Regions from separate parts of the Homo sapiens genome. Here all the other regions are linked to region 2. Evidence: chromatin contacts called from ENCODE Hi-C or POLR2A ChIA-PET data. All regions are on one chromosome and are shown on one strand. Each heading gives the region's core, a stretch centred on a gene start or an enhancer-like site at or near the end of the contact. The rest is flanking DNA. Distances are from core to core; before and after follow the strand shown. Region 1 has its middle 14 kb from the start of MIR6069. Region 2 has its middle 61 kb from the start of RASD2. Region 3 overlaps LOC284912 (a long non-coding RNA gene).

Region 1 (2,975 bases), core at 361-2,860, 130 kb before region 2:
CTACTTAACTGGGGACCTCTTAGAGGGGAGTTGTGATTTTACAAGGATCAAAGCCAAGGCCTCCTCTCCCCTGTGTTAGCTGGGAAACCCAAGGAAACTTCCACAGAAGGCCCCCAGGGCTGGGAGGGCCTCAGGTGCTAAGGGTGAAAACTGCCAGGTTGTTCATTCCTCCCTGTGGGTGCATCCCCTGGGAGCCAGCTGCACACAGCATAGCGCTAGGTGCCCGCCAGACAGAAGTGAAGCGGCCAGGTGCCAGCCCTGTGGGGTCACGTGGGAGGGAAAGGGACGAGAAAGACAGACATAAACTCAATCATTGTTTCACGCTGTGAAAAGAAGAAGATGGGACGGGACGCCCAGGGCCAGGAGGCTCTCTGTGAGGACGGCCTAAGGCTGCTGAGGTAAGATGGGGTGGGCTGGGCCATGAAGGGCCTTGAATGCCAGGCAGGAGGTGGCCCCTGCAGAGGTCTCGGCTTGGCTGGCTGGAACAGTTCCAGGCTGCCTGAAGGCCTCCTTCAGAGAGAAGGCTGCTGGGGCTGCATGGGGGCTGGGGGGGGGGGCGCTGGCGGGAATTCATCAGTGCAGTCAGGCTGGGTTCCCTGGCAGCAGGCTCTGTCTGAGGCTGCAGGCCTGGGCGGGATCACTTTACAGCTGCAGGAAGTCTTGGCCCCAAGAAAATGAGGGCCAGCTGTCTGGTGGGAGCCTTGGGTAGGAGCAGGGCCTCCACCTGGCACCACAGGGCAGGATTAACGAGGTGCCGCCGCTCCCGCTGGGCCCAGCTACATCGGAAGGCGCTGGGCCGGGGGCATGGAGGGGAGGGGTTGAGTGGAGCTGGGAGGGGCTGGTGGGCAGGGGAAAGGGCGCCTGGGGGGCAGCCCCAGGCCTGCCTTTGAGGAAGCCTTTTGCAGAGCCTCCACCAAGCCCTCTCCCTCCTGGCTCCCCTGGGCCACCACGATCCCACCCTGGGCCTGGACACCGACCCCTCCACCTCCTGCCCTAGTGTCAGTACCCACCTCCCAGACCGGCCACTTCTGGGCTGTGTGACCTTAGGCAAATTACTTAACCTTTCTGTGCTTCTGTTTTCTCACTGGTAAAATGGGCAGATAACACTCGTTGCCTCATAGGGTTGTTAGGGTTGACTGAGCCAACAAGTAACTCAGCACCTGCCATGTAGACAATGCTCTGTACATGTTGTTATTGTCACGGATGGTTCCCTGCTCCCTTCCAGAATGGCCTCTGCTCCAGACACCTGGCTCAGAGCCCTGCCCCTCAGACTCCTCAGTAATTCTAGGGACCCCTGCTCTGCCTCTGGTATTGCCTTCCCAGCTCCAGAATAACGTCTGTCCCTACTCCCCACTGGGAGAGAACCAAAGGACTGTGTCTGTCTTTCCTCCTGGTCTGGGCTGCTAACCCTAAGAGGGTCAGGGCTGTCTTGATCCTGGCAACACGGCAGGGTCCCCCTGGCGTTCCTGGATTGGGCTCTGCGGGCTCTCGGTAGGCGCTTTAGGAAGCCTTTGCCCGCTCCAAGGTGGCTGGAGGTAGGCCCAGTTCTGAGTCCTGAGCACGGTCTACGGCCCCTGCTCAGGGTCAGTGTTTCAAGGCGACCACGAGATGGCAGTAGCACTGCATGTACAGGGCTTGCCGGGGCACTAGGGTGGAGTCCACCGCGGCCAAATCAGCCCCTCCCGGGTACAGACACCGGGAGAAAGGGGCGGGTGCTGCCGGCTCCTGCCCGCTCCTGCCCCGCGCGAGCTCACAGGCGCGCGCGTGCACACACACACGCGCACACGCCCTCTGACTGGTGGGGCTGAGTAACAATGGTGATGGGGCTGGGAGCTGGAGTCCGAGGGTCTGGCTTCACCGCCGGGCTCTGCTGTGGGACTACACAAGGGATTTCATCTCTGGAAGCCTCAGATCTTCTTAAACGTCCCGATTCACAGGGTTGTGGGGAGGATTTGGTGAGACAAGCTGGGAGCTCAGCTACGGGAGCTTTGGGTGGGCAAAAGTGAGCCCGGTCCCCTCCCTCTCTTTACAGAGCCCCGGTGTGCCGTTGCTGGGGCCCCCTGCTCCCGCGCCTTCTCAGCCGACACGCTCAGATCCGTGTGCATTGCCGTTTCTGTCTCCACGTGTAGACAAATCATGAGCTCGCCCAGTAACTCCAGCTCTACCACAGATTCCTTCTCTTTTCCGCCCTTCCCCTATGTCTAATTCCCTTCTCCAGCAGTGAGAAACCTGCTTCCCGCCGTCCTTCATTCCTTCTCTCCCCCCATCCCCGCAGAAACCAATCTCTGTTGCCACCACTGCCCCGTCCTGCCAGTGCCTCCCACCCTCTCCGCGTGGACCGCCACCACCCTGCCCCACAGACAGGCCCCTAGACACAGAAATCTTCTTTCTCACAGTTCTAGAGGCTGAAGTTCAACATCAAGGACGTGGACTCCATCTGTTCAGTTGGTTCCTTCCGGCCCCTCCGTGGCTGTATATGGTCATCTTCTCCCTGGGGCCTCACATCATATCCCCTCTGCATCTCTCTATGTTCAAAAGTCCCATTTTTATAAGGACAGCATTCATCAAGGATTAGAGTCCACCTAATGATCTATTGTACCTATTGTACCTTAATCACTTTTTTTTTTTTTTTTTTTGAGACAGAGTTTCACTCTTGTTGCCCAGGCTGGAGTGCAATGGCGCGATCTCGGCTTACTGCAACCTCCGCCTCCCAGTTCAAGCAATTATCCTGCCTCAGCCTCCTGAGTAGCTGAGATTACAGGCATGCGCCATCACACCTGGCTAATTTTGTATTTTTAGTAGAGACGGGTTTTCTCCATGTTGGCCAGGCTGGTCTCGAACTCCCAACCTCGTGTGATTCACCCGCCTCGGCCTCCCAAAGTGCTGGGATTACAGGTGTGAGCCACAGTGCCTGGCACTTCTTTAAAGGTCCTACCTCCAAATACAATCGCATTCTGATATACTAGGGATTAGAG
Region 2 (3,169 bases), core at 379-2,878:
AAAGGCAGCTGCAGTTGGAGGCTTGCGGCTCAGAGCTAAGGCCTCCACCCCACAGCCTCCGCTGGCTCCCCAGGTGAGCTGGGACACCAAGATCAGAGGCTGGAAACAAGAAGTTTTGGCTTTTAGCTGGCAGCAGCAGCAGCTGCCAACATCATCTCTCCTTCAAATGACAGGCTGGGGACTTTGGGAAAACAGCCACAATAAGCGTGTTCGGAGGGAAAGGAGGGGGAGAGGAAGGAAAGAGAGCAGAGAAGATGGTGAGGTCTGGATCGTGGGGTGCAGCGTGTGTGCGCACATGTGCTTCTGTGATCCTCAGTATGTCAGTGTTTCTGTGACTGTGTGTACACTTACGCTGTGTCTCTGTGATTCAATCTCTGTGTGTCCCCAGGGAGACAGTGTGCGTCTCTGTTTTTGTTTGTTTGTTTTTTTTTTTTTTTTTGAGACGGAGTCTTGCTCTGTCACCCCGGCTGGAGTGCAGTGGTGCGATCTCGGCTCACTGCAACCTCCGCCTCCCGGGTTCAAGCAATTCTCCTGCCTCAGCCTCCTGAGTAGCTGGGATTACAGGTGCATGCTACCACGCCCTGGCTAGTTTTTGTATTTTTTAGTAGAGACGGGGTTTCGCCATGTTGGCCAGGCTAGTCTCGAACTCCTGACCTCAGGTGATCTGCCTTCCTTGGCCTCCCAAAGTATGGGGATTACAGGCGTGGGCCACGGCGCCTGGCCTAGTGTGAGTCTCTGTTTATGGTGATGGGTGGCAGCGCAATGCCTTGAAAATGTTTCCTCCAAGGTAGCAAAGAAAAGTCCCTGTGACCATCCAAAGCCTTGGTGAGCTCAGCGGCTGAGCACTGGTCTGGAAGTTAGGAGACGTGGGTTCCAGCTTTGGATCTGCTACAGGCTCACTTGGCAGCCTTGGGCGAGCCACTACCTTTCCTTGACTTGAGGAGCCTCAATGGCAAATAGCAACACAGCCAACTCTTTTTTTTTTTTTTTCCTAGAGAAAAAAAAGCTGTATGCTTTATTAAGCAGAGTGACAGTATAAAGCTTCCACAGCGTGGAAGGAGTCCCAAGCGGGTAGCCAGTGTTAGATTTTTTGATCACCTTTTAAACTCTTTAAGGCGGGAAATATGTGCGGCGGGAAGATGTTACCAGAGCGAGAAACAAAGACAATTAACATGTCTCAGATCTTGAAGAAAACCGGAATTGTAACTTAAGTTTTATCTGCGTATAACCTTGCAGCGGCATGGCAAAGGAGACAGGATCTCACAGAATTTTACAAATTGGCAACACAGTCAACTCTTTTAGAGCATTTGCTATGTGCCAGGCCCTGTCCTAAGCACATCACAGGTCAGGGTTATCCAACCCTGGAAGGTTATCTCCATTTTACAGATGTGGAAACTGAGGCCCGTGCCTAAGATGCCGTATCTAGTGAGTGGGGGGACTGAGATTCCAGTCCAGGCAGTTTGGCTTGGAGTTTGAGCTCTTCACCACACGCTGCCCAGCGATCCTGCCGGAGGGTCTTGACCACAGAGTGGGGGTGTGGGGGCTGTGATTCAGATTCTCCGAGGTGCTGATGCAGCTCTGTGGCGCCTACTGCCCCCGCCCCCCGACTGAGAACTGTGGCTGTGCTCAGCCACCGTGACTGGCTGGGGTATGGCTCGGATCCCTTGGGTGTTGGCCAGGCCCCAGTTGATCTCCAAGGGCTCTCGGTGTTCCAGGAAGCTATGGCTTGGTGTCTGAAACACAGTCTGGAGTAATAAATGTCGGGAGGAAGGATGTGACTAGGCTGCACAGGGAAGAGACCAAGACACTTTGAGCCAAATCTCTCTTTCTCTTGGGACCCCAAGAGCTGATTCACCTGGAACATCCTGGAGCCATGACACAAGCCATGCTCTGATGGCAGAGGCTGCCAGCTGCCACCCAGGACAGAGAGCTTATGGGAGGTGGTGGAGTTCCTGCTCCCCGCAAAGCCTGAGGGCTGGTAGAGATGTGAGGGTGTTTCAACGTTGCTTTCCAAGATAAGGAATGAGTTCTTTTTCTGTCCTTCTTCTTCTGTCCCTGGACAGCCTGACTGCGTCAAAGAAGGAGGTGGGGGAGCCAGGGGGCAGCTGGGGTAGGAAGAAGTCCAGCTTGGTGACATTAATGGGAGGACAGAATTGCCTGGCTCTTCTGTTTTTGGACACGGGCACAGTTATGAAACTTTGAGCAACCCCAGGCCTGGGGCTGGTTCCTGGTGGCCCTGGCCCACCCCTGCCTGCTGTGTGAGGCCTGTGAGGTGCATGAGGCCACTGTCCATAAATGGAATTGTCAGTTTATTACCCTCGGTACCCAGCCCAGTGCCTGGAAGTTCTTCCCGGATGTCGACTGCCGTGGGGAGAAGAGGGGCCCACTGGCCACAGTGAGGGTGCTGAGCTGGAGACGAGTTACACCCGATCTCATCCTGGGAGGAGACTGTGGTCTGGAGGGGGTGAGAGCAAAAATGCAGAGGCTTAAAACAGAGGTGAGGGCAGAGGGAGGCAGGAGAGACCGGGAAGGATTCAGGAAGCCTGTTTCCCACGTGGGAGGCGGAGGGATTTTCTTAAAACAGAAATCAGACCGTGCCACTTCCTGGTGGCGTTGCCCTAAAATAGATTCCATACTCTGTCCTGCTGTGCCATCTGGCTCTGCTTTCTCTCCACCTCCTCTAATGTTATCGTCTCCTCCCTGCTGTCCACTGTCCCGCCACACGGGTTTCTTCCAGTTCCTCGAACACACTAAGCCATGTCCACCCTTGGGGCTTGGCCCAACTCATTCCTACTTCCTGGACATCGCCCCGCCCTGCACTTTGCACTCATTCAGGTGCCTGCTTAAATGTTACCTCCTCAGAGAGGGCTTCCTACCGTATTTTGTCTCTCTCCCACTAGATTATCACCTAAAACCGAGCAGGGGCCATATAGGTCTTCTATAAATATCTCTTGTTAGTCAGCAAACATTTATTGAATGACTGTATGAAGGAGAAAATGGCTTACCTGGCTTTGGAAGCTTGGGGTTGCTCTACCTAAAGGAGTCATTCTCTATTTCAGCACCCCCTCATTTATTTAATTTAATTTATTTATTTAAGTCAGAGCCTTGCTCTGTCGCCCAGGCTGGAGTACAGTGGAGCGATCTCAGCTCACTGCAACCTCTGCCTCCC
Region 3 (3,080 bases), core at 278-2,777, 150 kb after region 2:
CAGAAGGGTTTCCGAGCAAGGGAGAGCCATGGTCTGATTTGCTGTCCTAGAAACATCACACTAATTGCAGATGTGATTAACATAATGGAGGGGACACGTCTGGAGCCAGGAGGCATTTCTCCCTAACATTTTATTATAAAAATTTTCATACATGCAGCAAAGTGGGAAGAATCTCACACTGAAAACCACCTAAACTCTACCACTGGCATTTTACTAAATGAATTTAATCATGCTTCTCTCTCCCTCTACGCACCCATCCATTCTTCTTGTTTTGTGGCATTTTAAATTGCAGACATCTATCTGATTCCCTGCAGAAACTCCACAATACATGACATGAACAAGAGTTCAAAATTTCTTTGCATTTTCTGTTTTGCTGTAAGATGTAAAATTTACATTTAATTGCACATGTCTTAAATATACATTTGCTGAGATTTGACAACTACACTCACTTGTGTAGCTCAAACTGTATTAAGTTAGAGAACATTGTCATCACCCAAAGTTCCTGCACGCCCCTCCCCAGTCAATCCTGGCCCCCTCACCTGCCAGAGACAACCACTGTCCTGATTTTTTTTTTTTGAGGCGGAGTCTCAATCTGTCACCCAGGCTGGAGTACAGTGGTGTGATCTTGGCTCACTGCAACCTCTGCCTCCCGGGTTCAAGCAATTCTCCTACCTCAGCCTCCGGAGTAGCTGGGACTACAGACACATACCGCCACACCCAGGCTAATTTTTTATTTTTATTTTTAGTAGAGACGGGGTTTCGCCATGTTGGCCAGACTGGTCTCAAACTCCTGACCTCAGGTGATCCGCCTGCCTCGGCCTCCCAAAGTGCTGGGATTACAGGCATGAGCTACTGTACCTGACCTTACTTCTTTTAAAACCACAGATTGGTTTGGGGAAGGCAGACATTTGAAAGCCTGTTGGGGGGCCATGTACTGAGTGGGGTGGGGTTCGGAGCTGAAGGAGAGGCAGGGCAGAGGGAGACAGGATTTCCAGGGCTTCCCTGCAGGTTGAACTTGGAGGCTGGAGAGAGTCATTTAACCAGAGTGCCCGTCATCTGCTGCCAGGAGTTGAGTTTCTCGCTGAGTGACCGGGCAGATGGTGGCGCCATTTACTAAGGTGGGGTACCCAGGACGAGGACGGGCCGGGGGTGGGTGGAGACCAGTTTCCTTTGGGACACGTAGCATCGGGTGTTCAAGGGGCATGTGCCTGGCAGTTGTAGGGATACACAGCCATCCCCAGGGCAGCTCCTTTCTTCTGACCCCTGTGGAGGTGTGAGCTGTCCTCTGGTGAGGTGGTGCCAGGGAGCGGTCGCCAGGTTTGTCCACCTCCTTCTTGGCCAGCCGGCACCAGCGTGTATCGGGCTCCCTTCACCAGGAAGGGGAGGTGCTCTCCTCGGTCTACCCTGAAGGCTGCACAAGGGGCGTAGAGAGGGCATGGGTGTGGTTACTTCTGGGTGGCAGGACATGGGAAAGGAGACCTTACTCCTTAGGGGAAGCTGGGGAGCTCAGGCGCCCGTCTGGGCAGTCTCCAGGCCAGGTCCTCTCCTTCCTTGTTCCCTCCCCAGCATTCTGCAGCCACACACATTCTCTCTCCCCAGGCACCGCCCATCCCTGTCCCAACACCTCCCACCATTCCCTTGAAAAACAATCAAACCCCAGCTCCCCCAGGAAGGAGGCGTCAGAGTCAGCTCTGCTCCAGGGAGGGCCCCCCAGGGAGGGGGCAGGAGAAGCAGAGAGGGAAAATGAAACCACGGTCACCCTGGGCTGCAATTAGGTTTTCTCTGGTCTCTCTCAAATCAAACACAACCCACAGCAGAGCCATTTCTTCCTTAAAAGCCCATTTGTGGTTCATGCCTGTAATCCCAGCACTTTGGGAGGCCGAGGCGGGTGGATCACGAGGTCAGGAGATTGAAACCATCCTGGCTAACACAGTGAAAACCCATCTCTACTAAAAATACAAAAAAAAAAAAAAAAAAAATTAGCCGGGTGTGGTGGCGGGTGCCTGTAGTCTCAGCTACTTGGGAGGCTGAGGCAGGAGAATTGCTTGAACCTGGAAGGCGGAGGTTGCAGTGAGCCAAGATCACACCACTGCACTCCAGCCTGGGCAAGAAAGCAAGACTCTGTCTCAAAAAAAAAAAAAAAAAAAAAAAAAAGAAAGAAAAAAGAAAAAAAAAAGCCCATTTGGTCCTCAGGAGATATTGCTATTCTTCCCATTAGCGTGAGTTGGACTCATTTCTTGGGAATCAATGCCCCATCCTTATTCTGCTAACACAGGATTGGGTTCCCCTTCCAGAGTTGCATCACAAAACATCCTGAATTTATCTGGCAATTTGGAGAAGCCTCAGTTTACCCCATCGGGCTGAGGGTTACAGTCTAAGCTATAGGAAGTGCCAGCGTAGAGGAGGCAGCAGACGTCACCTGGGGAGGATGTGAGGGAGGAAGAGAAGGACCCTTGCGGGGGTCAGCAGCATTTCAGAATTGGGAAGAAGAAGAGGAGGTGGGGAAGAAAACTTCCTAGAGGGGACGACAGGGTCAGGCCTGCATTTGAAGGGTGGATGAGAAGAAAGCCTCATGGGAGATGAGGAGGACTACTAAGGGCTTCTTATGTACCAGGCTTGGGTGAGGGCAGAAATACAAATATGGCTGCCTACACTGGTGTGTTAGCATACTAGCTGCTGTAACAAACAGCCCCCAAATCTCATGATGTGTCCTTAGCCATGGCTCAAAAGATTTCGTTCTCATTTATCTCCCAGTCCAATGTAAGCTGAGAAGAGGGCTCTCCTGCACCCAGTGATTCAGGCACTCAGGCTCCCTCCCCAAGGACTTCCAAAACCCCCATCCCTCTGCATCCAGCAGGCAAACCGCTGGAGAAAGAAATGAGGGTGGGCTGGGCAAGGTGGCTCACGCCTGAAATCTCAGCACTTTGGGAGGCAGAGGTGGGTGGATCACTGGAAGCCAGGAGTTCGAGACCAACCTGGCCAACATGGTGAAATCCTGTCTCTACTACAAATACAAAAATAAGCCTGACATCATGGTGGGCGCCTGTAATCCCAGCTACTCGGGAGGCTGAGGCAGGAGA

The links. Hi-C counts contacts between places; a loop is a spot of excess contacts on that map. ChIA-PET counts read pairs that join two places held with the same protein, here RNA polymerase II (POLR2A). Pooled maps may share reads with other maps.
Region 1: a loop to region 2 is called in a map of HCT116, with 6 times the contacts of the local background. The contact joins two enhancer-like sites. A Hi-C loop is called at or near these places in 1 of 168 maps with a recorded cell type or tissue (HCT116) and 2 of 50 pooled maps. POLR2A ChIA-PET finds 5 or more read pairs at or near these places in 4 of 52 experiments (WTC11, activated CD8-positive, alpha-beta memory T cell and activated naive CD4-positive, alpha-beta T cell).
Region 3: POLR2A ChIA-PET joins it to region 2 with 14 read pairs in PC-3. The contact joins two enhancer-like sites. A Hi-C loop is called at or near these places in 1 of 168 maps with a recorded cell type or tissue (sigmoid colon) and 5 of 50 pooled maps. POLR2A ChIA-PET finds 5 or more read pairs at or near these places in 2 of 52 experiments (PC-3 and endothelial cell of umbilical vein).

The regions. Positions count from the first base shown.
Region 1 is chr22:35,349,306-35,352,280 of GRCh38, forward strand. No RefSeq gene overlaps it. Among named protein-coding and RNA genes, the nearest start is that of MIR6069, 14 kb to the left of the region's middle. RefSeq lists enhancers at 12-544, 545-1,077, 1,668-2,176, 1,743-1,862 and a silencer at 1,523-1,642. Within about 2 kb of position 1,611, at least 26 of the 41 ENCODE cell types and tissues checked have a DNase peak (open chromatin) inside an H3K27ac peak, as active enhancers do.
Region 2 is chr22:35,478,668-35,481,836 of GRCh38, forward strand. No RefSeq gene overlaps it. Among named protein-coding and RNA genes, the nearest start is that of RASD2, 61 kb to the right of the region's middle. RefSeq lists a silencer at 258-435. Within about 2 kb of position 1,629, at least 10 of the 41 ENCODE cell types and tissues checked have a DNase peak (open chromatin) inside an H3K27ac peak, as active enhancers do; they include sigmoid colon, where a contact is called at or near this core.
Region 3 is chr22:35,626,249-35,629,328 of GRCh38, forward strand. LOC284912 (a long non-coding RNA gene) reads right to left here. Exons shown (of 4, transcript XR_001755514.1): 4 at 1,328-1,411. Among named protein-coding and RNA genes, the nearest start is that of MB, 10 kb to the left of the region's middle. Within about 2 kb of position 1,528, at least 36 of the 41 ENCODE cell types and tissues checked have a DNase peak (open chromatin) inside an H3K27ac peak, as active enhancers do; they include sigmoid colon, where a contact is called at or near this core.